Regions from separate parts of the Homo sapiens genome. Here region 1 is linked to region 2. Evidence: chromatin loops called from intact Hi-C (ENCODE). Cell type or tissue: dorsolateral prefrontal cortex. All regions are shown on one strand. Links, peaks and the distances in the headings refer to the core of each region. The heading gives the core; the rest is flanking DNA.

The links. A loop is a pair of places that touch in the nucleus more often than their neighbours do. Peaks named below come from ENCODE experiments on the same cell type or tissue, not always from the same donor. Only the 100,000 strongest peaks of a DNase experiment are listed, where the experiment ranks them.
Region 1: a loop joins it to region 2, with 8 times the contacts of the local background. A loop is called at or near these places in 22 of 110 quality-filtered maps.

Annotation. Positions count from the first base shown.
Region 1 is chr2:134,447,116-134,455,419 of GRCh38, forward strand. MGAT5 (alpha-1,6-mannosylglycoprotein 6-beta-N-acetylglucosaminyltransferase) reads left to right here. Exons shown (of 16, transcript NM_002410.5): 16 at 1,534-7,506. The coding sequence ends at 1,732. Among named protein-coding and RNA genes, the nearest start is that of MGAT5, 200 kb to the left of the region's middle. In dorsolateral prefrontal cortex, for the core only: CTCF peaks have their summits at 3,930 and 4,139; a DNase peak (open chromatin) is centred at 3,926.
Region 2 is chr2:134,371,719-134,379,965 of GRCh38, forward strand. All of the region lies in intron 10 of MGAT5 (alpha-1,6-mannosylglycoprotein 6-beta-N-acetylglucosaminyltransferase), which reads left to right. Among named protein-coding and RNA genes, the nearest start is that of MGAT5, 120 kb to the left of the region's middle. RefSeq lists an enhancer at 645-1,149. In dorsolateral prefrontal cortex, for the core only: CTCF peaks have their summits at 4,365 (motif pointing right) and 4,566; DNase peaks (open chromatin) are centred at 1,063 and 4,373; H3K4me3 peaks cover 515 bases; H3K27ac peaks cover 3,416 bases.

The sequences.
Region 1 (8,304 bases), core at 4-8,003, 75 kb after region 2:
ACACATGCCCATGTACACACACATATGCATACATACACATACAAGCCCATTTGGAAGCTTCTCAGAGGCAACGAGAAACCTCAGGCTCCCCATCCTCATCCCCTCCGTGTCAGCAGAAAAATGAGACTTCCATGAACCAAGTGAAATAGAAATGGTTGGTGTGTAAATTCATACCACTGGACAAGCAAGTGGGGAGGTGGTATAGCCCATCCGATGTCTGCCAAGGCAGGGTGATGACGACAATGACCACAATCCTGACAACAATGATGGTTGCCATTTATCCACTTACTTAGAGCTTGACTCTGTCACATGCTGTAGAAGCACTAACTTAATTCCTGCAGTAAAGAATCATTTATCCCCATTCTATGGAAGGGAATCTGAGCCACAGAGTGGCTCACTCATTTGTCCAGGGCCACACAGCTCCTAAAAGACAAAGCCAGGACTCAAACCCAGGTCTGCCCGTCCCCCAACACCACTTTCTCTGATATCAGATACAGCATGGGTTCCCACCTCGCATTCATGCAGGACACCAGGTGAGGCCGCTGCCTCCTTCAGGAAGCAAGGTGGATGGGAGCAGTCATCCCAAGTGGGAGGGAAAGATATGAGATAAGAGGCCAAAACTGTTGGGAATGGAAACATCAGAATATCCTTGGCCCCCCTACGCAGTGGTCCCAGCCAAAGGAAGCAAAGCCACCAGGCTCCACCGCCTGAGACCACTCAGCTGTTGGGAGAAGATGGCAGAAGTACAGGGCTGGGGAGAGAGGGCCTGGATTCAGGCCGTCTCTGCACATCCTGAAGCCTCAGTTCACCTTCCTCTAACTGGGGTTACCATTGCCATGGCTTAAGGGTGGCTGCAAAGACCCAGGGAGGCGATGCCCCAGGACAGCACCTTCTGTCTGATAGCTTTCCAGCAAGAGGCTAAGGCCATATAACAGGAATTCTTTAAAGCCTTTAATTAAAAAGTTAAACATACTTAAAGAACGTAAATGATGCTGAGCTTTGCCCCACTCTCACTTCTTGGAAGCAGCCATTGCTAAGGCATTAGCACATAGCCGTCTCGACTTGCAGCCTTCACCTCCCGTGTGCACACTGCGGGCTGGTTCCCCTGTGCTTCCCATTCTGGGACTCACCTTTCCCCAGGATGACTCTCCTGCTCCTCTCTTCTCCCTCATTCTTTTTCAACAGCTGCAGAGAACTCTAAAAGCACAGAAGGGCCATGATTTATTTGGCCATTCCCTGCTTGGTGAGTATTTGGGTTGTTTCCAGTTTTTCTCCATTGCAGACAAAGCTTCACTAGGCAGCCTCAAACACACACCCCTGCACACACTCCCTGGTGCACACATGCCTTCCTGAGTCTAGATGCCTAGAGGTGGAGGATTGCAGACGAAGAGGGTGGGCACCATTTCATTTCTAAAGTAGGACAAGACAACTGAACATCCCCCCATGCCTCAAGATGGGGGCTCACAGGGCCAGTGACGAGGAAAGGCTCTGTCCCTTCATCACCAACACTTGTGCCTTTCTCTTCCTCTTCAGGTACAAGGTGACCTGCCAAAGCTCAGAGCTGGCCAAGGACATCCTGGTGCCCTCCTTTGACCCTAAGAATAAGCACTGTGTGTTTCAAGGTGACCTCCTGCTCTTCAGCTGTGCAGGCGCCCACCCCAGGCACCAGAGGGTCTGCCCCTGCCGGGACTTCATCAAGGGCCAGGTGGCTCTCTGCAAAGACTGCCTATAGCAGCTACCTGCTCAGCCCTGCACCATGCTGCTGGGGAAGACAGTGGCCCCAGCCCCGTCAGGCAGGGCCAGGGACAGAAGTCATGCAGGGACTCTGGCAAGAGCCTGAACTTTTTCGTAGAAGGTTCTGAATTGGCATTGCCCTTGCTGCACTCCGAGCAACCCAGTGGAGTCTTCACCAAAACAAAACAAGAGCGTATGTCAGGCCAGGAGCCTGGCTTGTCCCTGGCACAACATCATTTCTGTTTCTCAAGGAGCAACTGTGGGAAGACTGTCACTGCAGCTGCTCCAGGGCAAAAGAAAGTCTCAAGAGTCCTTTAAAACAAAACAGGAGGAATTGAGCTGATGGGAAAGAACTCTGAATGGGAATATTCCTAAACCCATTAACTTATTTATTCGGGTGGGAGGGAGGGGACCGCGGGAGGGAGAGGAGGGATTGATCACAGGCTTCTTTTATTTCCACTGTTAATCATCCACCTTCACTATACTGTTGTTCTGTCTGCTTTGGGCAGGGTGCAGGAGAGAGACCGTGTGCCGTGGGGCTGGTGGCCTGCTCAGGGACAGCCATGGGGACCTGGCAGCTCAAAACAGATGGCAGCAGAACAAAAGAAACTTTTGCTTTGGAAGCACAGCCAAACTCCCCAGGGCATCGTCATAGATGGCACCTAGAGCATGGGCTGCCTCAGTCAGGGGGACGTGCCTGTGTTGTCCAGAGAGCCCAGCCAGGGACGAAAAAGGAGATGAGGCCCCTTTCCTCCATGTCCCCATGCCCAGACACATACCTTGGCCGTAATTTCTTTTAGAATCCCTTTGGGAAGGAAATACAGGATTGAGGGATTTTGGAGTTTCTGGTAAACTCACCCTCCCTCCAGCCCCGCTATGAGGAGGAAAGTAGAGATGAAAGACTCACGCTGTTCATGGACTTGGAGAGGATTATCTTTGAGCCAAGATTTGGACAGGAGTGAAGTCGGTCCTTAAGAATTTGTGGCGCGACCGGAGCTGGGCTCCTGACAGGTGGGCTTGTGTTGTGTCCCCTCTGATGGCACCAAAGTCCAGGGAAGGGGGCTCTTGATGTCTGCTGGGGGAGTGGGGGCAGCTCAGGATGAATGCAGTGCCCTGTCCTGGCTACTCACCTGAGGGTGTAGCTCGCAAAGGTGGGAATCTGGTGCTGGCTTTTCCTTCAGGCAGGATCACTCTGACTTGTTGAGTAATCAGTCATCAGGTTGGCCTGGTCAGACACACTGGACCCCACCTTCCAAACCCTGGACCCCCCCATGCTCTGCCTTTGTATAAGTTCCCACCCCACTGAATCATTGCTGCCATGCTCTGTACAAGTTTGTAAGTTTCTGAAAAGCCCCTGACATCTCCATGCTGATGCAAGTGAGACCCCTTCTGCCTAATGTGAGCGGTTGGCGTCCTCCACTTGGCCTCTGCTGGGCGCCTCAGTCGCTCAATGATGTGCTCTGTGCCGGGGCTTCCAAGCACCCTTCCTGCTAACAGAGGGCGGCCCAGTGGAGCCTCCGCTGGGCAGAACTGATGGGCAAGGCGTAATGGCTGGTAGCTTTCAGAATGTGAGGGAAAGGAAGAATTCCGCTTCATGGGGACTAGAGTTAGTGTGGGGCCTTTAAGTCTGGGAAGTTACATTCTGCTTCTTTCTCAATTGCTACACAAATGTGCAGCCAGCCTTTTTTCTTAGGCCCACTGAGATCCCTGCTCAGTGCGTCTCAATTGTATCTCCAGTCTAAGAGGAGGGTGGGGGGCACCCGGGGCCTCCTCCACTCCTTAGGTGGCCCCCAAGCACATCTGCCAGGTAGAGTACCATGGGGAGGCCTCTGCCCTGAGCATCATCACAGGGGCGCCTCCAGACCTGGCTGAGAATAGCCTCTGCTTGGGCCTAGGAAGAAGGGCAGAAGTCCAAAGGAAACCTTGGTGAGTGAGTGTGTGTGTGTGTGTGTGTGTGTGTGTGTGTGTGTGTGTGTGTGTGTATGAGCCTGTGCATTTCTTTTAAGCAAGGGCAGTTTCCTGCAGTAGGAGGGCAGATGACTGGCATCCTTGCTGTAAGGAAGAGCTTTTTCCTTGTGAATGGGCCTCTTGGCTGTACCCTAGGGTGTGGGAATTTGCTAGAGTTCCCTGACCTGCAATCCCTGGGCCAGTGCCGCCCTCTCCTGGGCTCTTCCAGGAGCATTGAACACTGAGGATGTCAATGCAAGTATCTGACCAACAGGGGGAGCCTGCAGGCCGAGCAAAGTTTAACCCACTTAGCCACTGCTACTTAAGCAAGGAAGCTGAAAGGTAACCTTAGCCCTGCCTTGTGTTCCAAAAGCTGCAAGGATCATTTGCTGGCTGTCCCTAAGTTCAAGGCCTCCCTACCTTCCCCTTCTTTTCCAAGTCACAACCCGCCCTGCCCGGGCCAGACAGCCCAGAAGAACACTTTTCTGCCATTTAAAAATCCCTCTTTCATCCCCCCCAGTCCAGTATTGAGTGGAAGTGCGCCGGAGTTCCACTGACAGGGCAGCTGCTCTTGGAGCAAACAAGCCCACACTCCAGTTGTTTAGGGCATTATCTGAAGAGTCAGTGACCCCTGAATGTGTACTGGCTCCCAGGCCTCCTCAGACTTGGCCCAGGTCTAGTCAGTGATCCTGGAGAGGAAACTGGGGAGGGGGCTTCCAACTGCCCTGCATGGAAGAGGAGAGGAAGGTGCCCCTGTGTGGGCTGGAAGCCTGCGGAGGTTTTGCCATTGCTGATCTTGATAGAATCCTAAACCGATTTATAGCTGATAACAGTTCCATGGGGAGAGAAATCCTAAGTTATGATTAATGTTTTTCCCCGCTATAATATCTTGCCTGTTTTTTTGGATTATTTTCCCCATTGTGATCCTAAGCTCTTAAAAAACTTGAGGGAAAACATTCATCTAATTTACTAAAAGAGAAAGCTTTCCATTGAAAGGTAGATACTTTGAGGAGTAAAAAGACTTCTTTGAATGCTGGTAAACACCGCATTTATTTTGTGTATGCAGTTTGATTTGCACATGTATAAATGGAGATGCTTTTCATTTTTGTTTGGACTGGGTTTGTGTCACTGCTCATTACAGTTTGCTTTTTTGTGTGTTTGCTGTGCGTTTGGAGATATTAGTCAGTTTCTTTAGTGATATTTGTTTCCTTGATGTGCCTTTTCGTTTTTCTTTGGGGTTTTTGGAATCCGGATGCTGTTGAAGGGCAATAGCAGACTCCTCCAGCTAAGAGACAGGACATGTTCTTGAGCCACTGTAGCTGTTGAAGCTGGACACCAGACGCTCCCTATAACCCCCCCGCCAGGCCATAGCGTGTATGCATGTGCACTTCCACCCACAGAGGAGGGTGTGAAGCCTTGAGAACCTCAAGAAAGGGCTGGATTCTGCCATACCTTTGGGTCTACCTTGGGACTGCTGGTTGCCAACGTGTCAACCAGCCTGTGTTCCCTGCCACCCACGCACTTGCTGAGGTGTGGCTGAGGCAGAATCATGTGAATGGGTGCATCCAAGGAGTTCAGGGCCCTGCTTGGAGAAGAAATACTTTAGCATCATGAAAGGGAAAGAACGTGCACCCCTTTTTTGTTTCTTTAGTGAATGCAAGATTTAATAAAAGTGAATAATGAGCTTCCCCTTTGGGAGTGGAGCCCAGTGCAGCTCACTGACAGGGTTGACATCAGTATGATGTGTTGGACTGAAACTGTATGTCTGTAGGTAGGTGTGTGCCTTTTAGGGCAGACCACGGTGGCCACCCCATTTCTCCAAGGTGGTTTACCTAGCTTGTGTATATTAGACATTGCCACCCTCACCTCTGGCCAAAAATTCTTGATTTAAAAAGAAAAGTCTATTTTGTTAACGACAGGCTCTGTTGTATGTGTTACTATCCCAAGCCTGGATTATTTTATTTATTTAAAAGTATTTTAATTTCCATATTGGCTTTATTCTAATCCCATCCATCCCTGTGGAGCTGCAGAGCATCTTCATGTGAGTAGACGGATGGACATAAATAGATTCATGCTCATTTAGGAAGCTGGGAGTTTCGTGAAGCTGAGGGTGAGTTCCTGTGATTCTTGTTCGCTTCAACAAAAAGTGGGAGACCAAGTTTTTATAGCAAAAGACCAAATTAGCTGTAGAGTCTTGAATGCAGAAAAAAATTACCCTAGCTTTCTTAGCACTTAGGGTTTTGTGAGGATTCAGTGTTTAGCACAGTGCTTGGCACATAGTAAGCCCTAGTAAATGTTAAATATTGTTATTAGTGTTTCGTAAAACTTGAGAAATAGAGCTGAGCTCATTCCCTTCCTGTTGATTCAAAAATAATACCTACATGAAAACATGATTCCAAGTTGATTGAATGTTGTAGGAATTACTGGTTTAGAGTAGCCCAGTTCTCGGCCTACCCTGCTGGTTGGGATCTTACTGTATTCTTGAATGCACTGGTTTGAAAATATGCCAGACTTCAGCCCCCAAGGAAACAAGGCTGCAAGAATTTATGAACTCCAGCTGGAAAAGGTAAAGGTGACCTTTGGCTAGCCACATACTGGACCTTACCCCACTGACGTCTTTCAGAACATTCCAAGGGTTTTCCTCAAGGAACATTTTTGAGCTAGAAATTAAAATGGGTTCTCTGGCAGACTGCACCCCTTGAGTCAAAGTTAACAGTATTCCTTTGAATGCAATAATAGAGGCTTTTCTGCGTTAAGGGAGAAGGAATGACCAATTGAACTTACACATTCCCCAGGCAGGTCCCTTTGCCGGCCCCTACAGGCTGGGGTGGCCCCTCCTGTCCTCAGGGATCAGACTCCCAGACTGGTTAGTTCTGCATGTTTCCATCAAATTAAAGGTTATTCCCTGGCCGCCTCCTGGAGAAAACCAACCCCACCCTGCCAGCTGGGGGCAATGGGGCAGGGATTTTGGCCTCTCAGAACAGCTCCTAGAGGCTGCTCATGACTGAATGTTTTCCCAAATCACCTAAATATCGGTTTGCTTTTTGTTTTGGGGGAGAGGATTTAGCCTCTTACTTCCCTGATGGATTCAAAGTTTTATCTATCTCCTTATCTCCTGCCCTGTCTTGGCACAACTCTGGATAGATTGCAGGTGTGGAATTTGCTGGAGTTTGGTGACTTCGTCAAATTCCTTTGGATTCTGTTCCGCCAAATCAGCAGTCTCGTCCTGTGGATGCAGTGACTGGAATTTCCCATCTGCAAAGCATCTCTGTAGCCCAGATTTTGTGGAGCCTTAAGACACTCCCTCAATGCCACCCTGACCCCACGGCTGGAGAACCCTGTGCTTATGTGGTGGGCAGGGCCACTGTTGATGGAGGATGGCGGGGACGGGGTGGTGCTCAAAGGATCTGTGGTGCTGGAGGTCTACACGCCTCTCAGGACAGCGTGTCAGGAACCTCAGAGCAGCTTCACATCTGCCAAAGCTGAGAGGGAGCGAACTTGGGAAGCATTTTGCTCATTGTCCTACCCAAGTATTAATAGCATAATAGTTGATGCCAAAGGAGATGGTGACGTCCCTTCCACTGTAGTTGCTGTCACAACCTTGACGTCTTTAAGCTAATGGCCGTTTGCATCTGTGTCTTCAAACAGATCCTGGTTACAGCCATTTTGTGTGATTCACTTCGGGGGTTAAGTAATGCAGGATTCTGCAAACAAGGTGTCGCCGTCCAAATGTACTGTCCTGGCATAGAGAGCACTGCTTTGTTTTCCACTGTTGTAGAGAAAACTAGGGAGAACTTTATTTTTCAATAAACTTTTCTTGTGTGACAGGTGGAAGTGATTTTTGGGGGGGCGGGTGCATGCAGGGTCACCTCCAGAACAAAGCTGAGCTGCTGTCTAGGCGCGTCCCCAGCACACAGCTTCCCCCAGCTGTATTTCACGGTTTGCAGCACACTGTTGAAACGGCTGGTAGGAAGACAGGAAGGTATACTTAAGGAGTGGAGAGGGGAAGGTTTTACTACTGTGTATTCCTTCCCTTATATCACATCCACCACTACTCATGTTAGCGCACTCTCCTTGTGCTGCCTTCCCCTAGAAGGAAATTCAATTAGAAAGTGAACTGCTAGATTTTGAGAAAAATCTTTAAGAATGAGCTAATAAAAATAGCTCTATAAGGGGCTGAGCACCAGCGACCATTGGACCTAGAATAGATTTCTCCCTTTCAAGAGCAGCTTTTGAGCCAGGAAGCAGTGAGCCATGAGCAGCTGGTTAGGCAAATGCCCTGGAGACAGGGAAGGTTAGTCCATGCCCCACCCAACAGTTTGTCTGCAGATGACACTGGCCCTCATCTGCATGGCCTCTCTGAAGCTGGCGGGCCTCCTGGCTACGGCCCAAAATGGACACCCCACACAGTTCACAGAGCATGTTAGAACACAAGGGAAAGCCGAGTGCCTACATTTGGGCAACGCTACCAGTGTCACTTCCCCTCCCTGAGCTTCCATGATGTATATTAGACACAACGAGAAAACCAGCAGAAGAGAAACCTACAGGCTCCTACACTTCCCAATCTTTTTTTTCTTTAGTTCATGTTGTTACATATTAACATCCCTTGACGTATTCCTCAGT
Region 2 (8,247 bases), core at 248-8,247:
AGAAAACTCCCCCTTAGAACTCAACTGGTAGAGCTTCTCATAGCTTACAGTTCCAAGCAATAGCTTGGTTGTAGGTCCAGGCAGGACTCTGACATGGCCCTCTGGAATAGCATTGATGTGTTGGGTTCTTTGCTAAGATGATTTCCAGTCTGTGTTCCAGGGAGATTCAGGAAAGCTGAAGTTCATTCTTAGAACCTAGGTCTGTGTTTGTTGTTTTGTTTTGTTTAAAAAAAAAAAAAAAAACCTTGCCTGATCTTAAGTGCCAGCTGGGAACTTGTTCAGCATCCACATGCCAGGGCCTCTTGTCACCCTCATTTAGTTAGAATTTCCAGGGGAGGGACCAGGAAATCTGTATGCTCCAACAGGTGCTCCAAACAGGCAGGCTTGGGAAATGCTACACTAGGTAGCCACCCATTTTCCTTGTTCAGAAAAACCTTAATCTCTTCCTGTCCATGTGTGGTATATGGCTGCCATGTAGCCAGCAACCACATCAGGCTGTAGAAGACACTTGCTATTCCTTTGTTTTACCTCGGTTGCATCCAGTGCTCCGGGCCTTTGCTTCCCAGTACAGCTGATCAACCACACGGCTTCCAAGGACTTGCCCCCTTGTTTCCATGATAACAGCCAATCGCATAAATCCATGTGGGGTGCAAAACATGGTTATGGGTTTCAGTGATATATCTCTCAAGAATGCTTATCTTTTAACCCAGGAATGCAAATAAAAATTTGTATGAATTTTAGATCTCTTAAAGCACTGTCTCGTAGCCTCTTGAAGCATGTGTCTATTTTACAGGTGATAAAGCCTCAGAGACATTTAGAAGAAACAGTCCACCTTTAGGATAAGTCATACTCTTCTCAGTGTCCCTCCTTTCCTGTGACCTTTACACTGTAGAGCTAGAGCAGGCCACTCATGGTACAAATGTTTGAATGATGGATGATAGAATCTTAGGCCTTTGTCGAAGGTGGTTAGGGAGGTGTTCCAGAAGCCTGGGAATGGAGAGTAGTTTTCTTGGTGCCCCCGCATGAAAACCACTAGCCAGTTGCTTATTGCGTGGGTGGCTGGCAGCCCTCCCAGCAGCATAAACAGCTAAGTGCAAATCACTGCAGCTGTGAGAAGAAAACATACAAGACTGCTGTCCATGAAAAGAGGCCCTTGGTGCTCAGCAGAGGGTCTCCTGCGAACGCCAGGGCTGGCTTGGGAAGCTGGAGGCTCAGGCAGCCAGTGAACATCCTGAGGGTGGGGCACTTCTGGAAGGTTCCAAATCACTGCCTTCCTGCTCCAATAGTGCTGGGATGAGTTCATTTGTAGCTCTTAGTAAACACAGCTGTTGTGGTTGTAATTTGCCTGGAGGCTTTTTACTATTACTCCAACCCTAACAGTTTGGCAGCCGATATGGGAGCTGCGGTGTTGAGGGATGGGAAAAGAAGTTGCTATCTGAGAGCAAAGAGAGATGGGTGGCAGCTGCCCATGGACAGAAGCCACCAAGCAAGTGCAAGTGTGTGGAAGCTGTTCTCCATGGACAAGGAGGAGGCAGCGTCTCACATAGTGACCCAGGGGCCTTTGGTGCCCAGAAGATGAGCAGTACAGGGAGAGAAGTCAGAGGACCTGTGTGGAAGGCTGTTAGAAAAGCATTGCAAGATTGTTTCCCTCAAGTGAGGAAAGGGTTGACAGCGCGTTCTTGAAGGGAGACAGAACTGTAATGCCTCTGAATTTGAAACAGTCTGAAAGGCATGGTCTTCTGAATGTTATTGGGCACAGATTTATAAGAATGAGGTAATTGTGTTGATTATGCGATTTTCCACCTAAATAGAACCTTATTAAAATACAGCTTGTAGGAAAACAGAGTTTGGATTAGATTTCTAGGCATAGTCCATATTCTAAGAGCATGGTGACAAATTGAGGAGATAGACCTATACTGGTCCATCCCAGACAGCAGGTTGCTGGGCTGGCAGGAGATCGCCTCACTGTTCAATACTGAGATACCGGGGTGCTCCTTCCAGTGTTCCCACAGAGCTCCTCGTGGCATCTCAGCCCTCCTGAGGCAGTGCAGTCCAGGCATGGAGAGACAGTCAAGGGCACTGCCACCCTCCCAACTCGATGAAGCCTTCTCAGCTGGGGAAGGAGAACTGGGGGCTTCATTTGGTTCAAGGGTGAAAATCCCTGAGGTTGCTCCAGCTTCATCTTGGGAGAATAATGTTCATTCCTCGTCAACACTGCTAGAGGTTCAGACACACCAAAAATAGGATGCCTTGGAATGAGTTCTCTATGGTCCTTATCAACCATTGTTTAAAACATCAGCCAATGGAGCAAAATCACAGCAGTAGAAGGAAACAGAAGTGTGTGTAGATTTCTGCCTTTTACTTGGAGAGAAAAGCAAAGTTAGTTGTATGATTTTAAAATGGAGGTGGAGAAGCAAATCTTAAATCTGGGAAGGGTGGGGGATTCATATAAGCCAGTGGAATGCATTGGGCCAGTTGAAGGAAGTCTGACCTCTTTCCGGTGGCTGTTTACACATACACAAGTATATGAAGTGTTAGTATGGATTTGCACCTGGGGGCTTACCATGCCAGTTGGAATACTTAAATTTTTGATAGACGTGAAAATCATGAGATTTACCCTGTGGAACCTTCTACATCAGTGCAGATCCATGTCATAAACACCTTGAAACATAGGCCCTGCAAGAACAGAGCTTGTTGATGGAGTTTTATATAAAAAACACAGATTGGGAGCAGACTTTACAATGTGGAATATTTGTTGGAAGCAGATTTCAACCTTCAATTGCAAGAAAGGGTATTATGGCATTGAGAATCGGTGATAAACCAACTTAGAAATTATTTTTAATATATTTGCTTCTAAAGTCATGTTTAGCATCGATACACAATTCTTTACTTAAATAAAAATCATATATGCAGCATATGCTCAAAATCCAGCGGTGGCTGTGCAGCCCTCAGTACTGAACGAGTCCATCTGCAGTCAACATAATCAGGACTAGCCCGGGCACAGTGGCTCATGCCTGTAATCCCAGTACTTTGGAAGGCCGAGGTGGGCAGATCACTTGAGCCTAGGAGTCTGAGACCAGCCTGGGCAACCTGGCGAAACCCTATCTCTTCTAAAAATACATAAATTAACTGGGTGTGGTGATATGCTCCTGTGGTCCCAGCTACTCGGGAAGCTGAGGTGGGAGGATCGCTTCAGTCTGGGAGGTCAAGGCTGCAGTGAGCTGAGATAGTGCCACTGCACTGGATAAATCGAGACTCTTGCTCTAGTCTCGAGGGACAGCAGAGCTCCAGGGAACGCTGGAGTTATCCCTGCTCAGTTGTAATTTGTACTGCTGGCCAGCCTTTGATTCTCTCCCTCTTGATTCTGTTTTTGATAGATTGAGCTCCTTGAGGAGATGATAATGGCTGACATTTTAGTGCTTCCTGTGTTCCAGGCATGGCCTTCACAATGACTATGAAGTAAATACTATTATTAACCCCACTTTTGAGTGAAAGAACTGAAGCAGATAGAGGTAAAGGTTCCTCAGGTGGTCAGGATTTGAATTACATCATGTATTGTAGCCAACACACTGGACTACAAGGAATGGATTCTCTCTTGGTAATTTCCTCCTCTGTCTCCAACCCATCCTCTCAAATCCCAAAAGCCTAAATAAATACATTTATGTTGGTGTGGTACTGATTTCAAGGAAAGGTTCTGTACGGTTCTGTGTGGAAACCTGAAATCCACTATGCAGAGTAGTGAAACCGAAATGGGCTACAACTGTTTGCCTTTGTTCCAAAACAAGTGAAACAAAGCTTTATTCTAAAGATGAAATGTGTTGGTTTTCAGTTTTCACTGCATGTGATTCTTGTCATCCAGAACCAATTATTAGGAACTTACTTGCGTATCAGGACTTCAAAAGATATGTCTGCCTTTAGAGAGCTTGGAGAGCAGAAATACCGACTTGGTCAAGGGAAAAATGAGGGAAATTTTTAAATGAAGTTAAAAATTGGGTGGTAGAGCATATCTCTTGAGCCCAAATGGGCTTTAAGGGAAAAGGCAGGAGTGATTGTCCACATGTGGGTTGGGGGGATTTCATCTCACTTCCCTAATTATGTCAGAGCACATCTCGTCAACTGGAGAGGGCCCAGAAAGTCAGTAGTGCTGGCTTTCACCAAGTATTTTCATCTTCTTCCAGGCTGCTGGGGGTGTTTCATGACCACAGAGGTGAGAGTCAGTACAGGGCTGCCCCAGAGGGTCCTGCAGGTTGTCCCCAGGCACTCCAGAGAGTAACATTGCCACCATAAGGAATTAGTAGAGCAATGTACAGCCCTGTTGATCCAGACCAGTTAGTGATCTTCCAGGTTCTCAAGGCGTGCTAAGGTTTGGCCAGGCCTCCAGATGGTGCCAGCACACCGACAATGAATAATGAGGAGCTTCCCAACAACCCTATAAGGCAGCAGCACTGTCTGTGTTTTTCCAGGAGGAAACCAGGCTCTGGGAGATGTGGAATTTTAACCTATTGCCTAAGAGAGTCTTCACTGAAATACTCAATTCAAACGCTCCCTTTTCATTCTTTCTCTTTCTTTCCCTTTCTCCTTTTCTCCTTCTTCCCCTTCCCTCACTTCTCCTCCTTCCTCTTCCCTCCTTTTCTTTACCGTTTTTAAAATGGATATCATTTACTGGAGATACACACAATTTGTCCTAAATTGTCCTAAAGACAGTGTCTTTTTATTTTCTTATTCTTAATGATAACGTTTACTTCGAAGGAGTTGGCAAATGAATCATTTAAACCAGTGACAATGTAAGTAACAACTTGAAGGAGAAGCAGAAGTTTAACCACTTTCATGGACCGATCCCTCACTATTTGGACCAGATACTCATTCCTCCTCTGTGACCTCTAACCCCAGCATGCCTCCTGTCTGGAAGAGCCTTCCTTGCTGTTGGACCTAGGGGAGGAAAGAAATTATCCCTCATCCTCATGCAGTGGCTCAGTGGAAGCAGCTGAAACTAGCAGGCCAATCTTTATTTCTCAGCTGAGGCCAGAGACCAAAATATTGAATTAGCCTTGTTTATATTTTGTGACAGTGTGCTGGCTTCTGTAGGACCGTGATCCAAGGATAGGCCCCCTGAAAACGGTACTCATTTAGCAGCCAGGGTAGGTCTTCCTACCAGCACCATCCAAGATGGTAACTCAGTAGGCCCAGACAAATCCTACTCTGCCACTAACCATCTCCATGCTCTGCCCAGATCCTTTCACCTACCTAAACCATGTTTTTATCCTTAAAACGGTCTCACAGCACTTGTTCTTCCTAGCTCACATTGTTGACACAGGGATCAGACAAGAGACAGGTTTGAAAATTCTTTGCAAACTGTCACAAGCTAGTCAGCTATGTCTGGGAACCTGTTTGGATAAATTAAAAGTGTGCCCAGCTATAATTAGCAAAATACCTCACAACCATGAAGCAAGAGTTAACTTTTCTCATGTAACACAGTGTGGGGTATGGGGCTGGTTTCTTCACTGGATGTCTGCAAAGACCCAGGCCACTTTGGTCTCTCCTTTGGCATCCCTCATGCATTGGCTTGCCACCATAGCGTCACAAGGCCTGCAGGCCTCATAGCTGTGGTCTAAGCAGAAAGAAAGGTGAAGGGGCTGGAGCCTTTTCTCAAGAAATAGAAGCTTCTCCTAAAGCTTCCCTTCCTCTGATTCTTTCCCCCCATTATTTGACCTAGGTCACATGACCATTCTTGGCTGCAGAGGAGGCCAGGAAAGTTGGGTTGGGCCAATTGAGATTGGCTTATCAATCAGGATTCAATAGCTGTGTCCTCAAGAGTACATGATTCTAGTAACAAGGTAGAAAGGAAGAAAAATAAGTTTTATGACCACGGCTCCTTTACCTTCCGGTTTCTTTCTGTCAAAGTCACACAACACTTACATGGACAAAGGCAATGTAGGCAGTGGTCATAGAGATACAGGAGATAGTTTATGTCTTCCCAGGGCCCTGCTTTCCCCAGATGATGTGACTTGGTCTTTCAAAGGACTCCCACCATCAAAACTATTAACTCTTTTCATGTTGAGTACTTTTTCCTCACCTGTTTTTCCATTCCTGTTAGCCGGAGCAAAAGGGCCTCCAACTCCTCTTTTAGAGAGAAATGACTAATGCTCATACTAGCAGATACCAGACGTGTCCAAGGAGGTACCTTGGGCTTAATTCCAGCAGTTCTCAACAGAGTCCACGTGGCATATGCTATACCCAGCATACCTAGCCTCTTCTGCCAGCCCTGCTTAGAAGGCCTTCAAACACGTTGTTTCCTGGCCTTGGCGTGGAGGGTCAGCCAGTGTACCAGTTTTCAGTGGATTGATATTCAGCTCCAAATTCATCGTTTCTAATTGCTCAGTGAAAACGGATCTGGCCCCTGGAAGTATGTTTTCTTTGGAGCTGGCACTAAAGTGTTGTCAGTAGAAGGTGTGGAAAGATGCTACAGGAGGAAGTGTTTTATATCTGGTTCCCGGGAAACTTCTTCTACAGCATCAGGATCCTGCCGCCCCAGCACTAGAAGTGGGGAGGTGGAGACCGTATTGGGGAGCAGAATGTGTGAGCTCAGGACTTTGTGACTGGGAGGCAGAGCCCATAGCAGGGTTCTCATCTTTTATAATTCTTCTCTGTCTGTGCTTTACCTTCCCCAGGGTCAGATCTACTTGACAAGGCACTCAGGGGTAGAAGTGTCTATCAAACCCGAGAGGCAGAATACAGTTAAGAGCATGGGCTTTAGAGACAGACCGGAATTTGTTTCCAAGCTGTGCCATTTACTCTCTCTGTGCTCTTTTACTGGACATTTAACTAATCTAAGTCTCAGTGTTCTCGATCGTTAAATCAGAACACTAATCATATACAACTCACAGGGTTATCTGGATTACTTTTTTTTTTTTTTTTGAGACAGAATCTCACTCTGTCGCCCAGGCTTGTGTACAGTGGCATGATCTCGGCTCACTGCCACCTGTGACTCCCGGGTTCAAGTGATTCTCCTGCCTCAGCCTCCCTAGTAGCTGGGATAACAGGCGTGCACCACCATACCCAGCTAATTTTTGTATTTTTAATAGAGATGGGGTTTTGCCATGTTGGCCAGGCTGGTCTCAAACTCCTGACCTCAGGTGATGCACCTGCCTCAGTTTCCCAAAGTGCTGGGATCATAGGCATGAGCCATCGCGCCTGGCCTGGATTACCTGAAGTGATGATATGTGAGAGCATTCAGTGCAGTTCCTGGCACATAGTAATGATTATGTTGTGGCTGTGGTTGAGGCCCCCGGCTTTCAGTGGGTGATGGGACTGGATAATTTGAGTCCTTTCTACTCTAAATCCTCATGATAACATGGATGTCTCAGGCCTTCTGGCTTTTTCTCCCACTTTGTCTTCTCCCCTGTTCTTCCCCACCTTTTGCTTGTATCAGTTCTTTCTCCCTATGTCTACACTTTTGCTGTAATGAATTAACAGTTGTCTGATGAAACAGTTTCTAAATATTTTCTTAGTCCCTTGCAGAAACGTGTGTACTTTTGTTCTGCATATTTTATCATCTTGTGATGACTTGCTAGTATTCCCGTCTCCAAGATCAAATATTCCTTTCCAGCTTTGTTCTTTTAGGAATAAAATAAAGAAGTGTTATTGTGGCCAGTACCCAAAAGATAGGTGAGTCAGAGCTCAGGAATAGACACAGAGGTCTTAGTGTAAGCGATTTCTTGTCCTTGCTAGGAAACATCTGTAACTTCCAATGGCTTCCCTTTGCCAGCTGGATAAGGAGTTCAAAGAATTAAGTTTTAGGCAGGCACACCAGCAGATGGAGGCAGCCCGCCAGCACCTGCAAGCCCAGAGAAAGTGGTTCTGTGGGTGAGTGCTGCCTCTGATGGGACAGAGGTTTTTACCAGCGAGCGATCATGGCTGGACTGCAGGCGTTATGAGGGCAGGCACCCAGTGGTCTTACATTTGTATCCCTGGTGACTAGCTAGGCCTAGCCTCAGGAGGTACAAAATACATATTTCAAGAGAATAAAATGTGAACGTTTGGATGGAAGTCAGCCAGTCCTAGGAGCATGAAGTCTGTTTCATCCCCTCTTGATAAGAACTCTGGCATTTCTCATGGACAGGGACAAATCAAGTGGTTTGCATCTGAGAGCTGTGTTCTTGTGGCGAAAGGATTAGGCCATGGCTCTGCACTTGTTCTGATTCTGTCACTTGGCCTGTGGCCTTGGGCATATTTTAACTTGTGTCAACC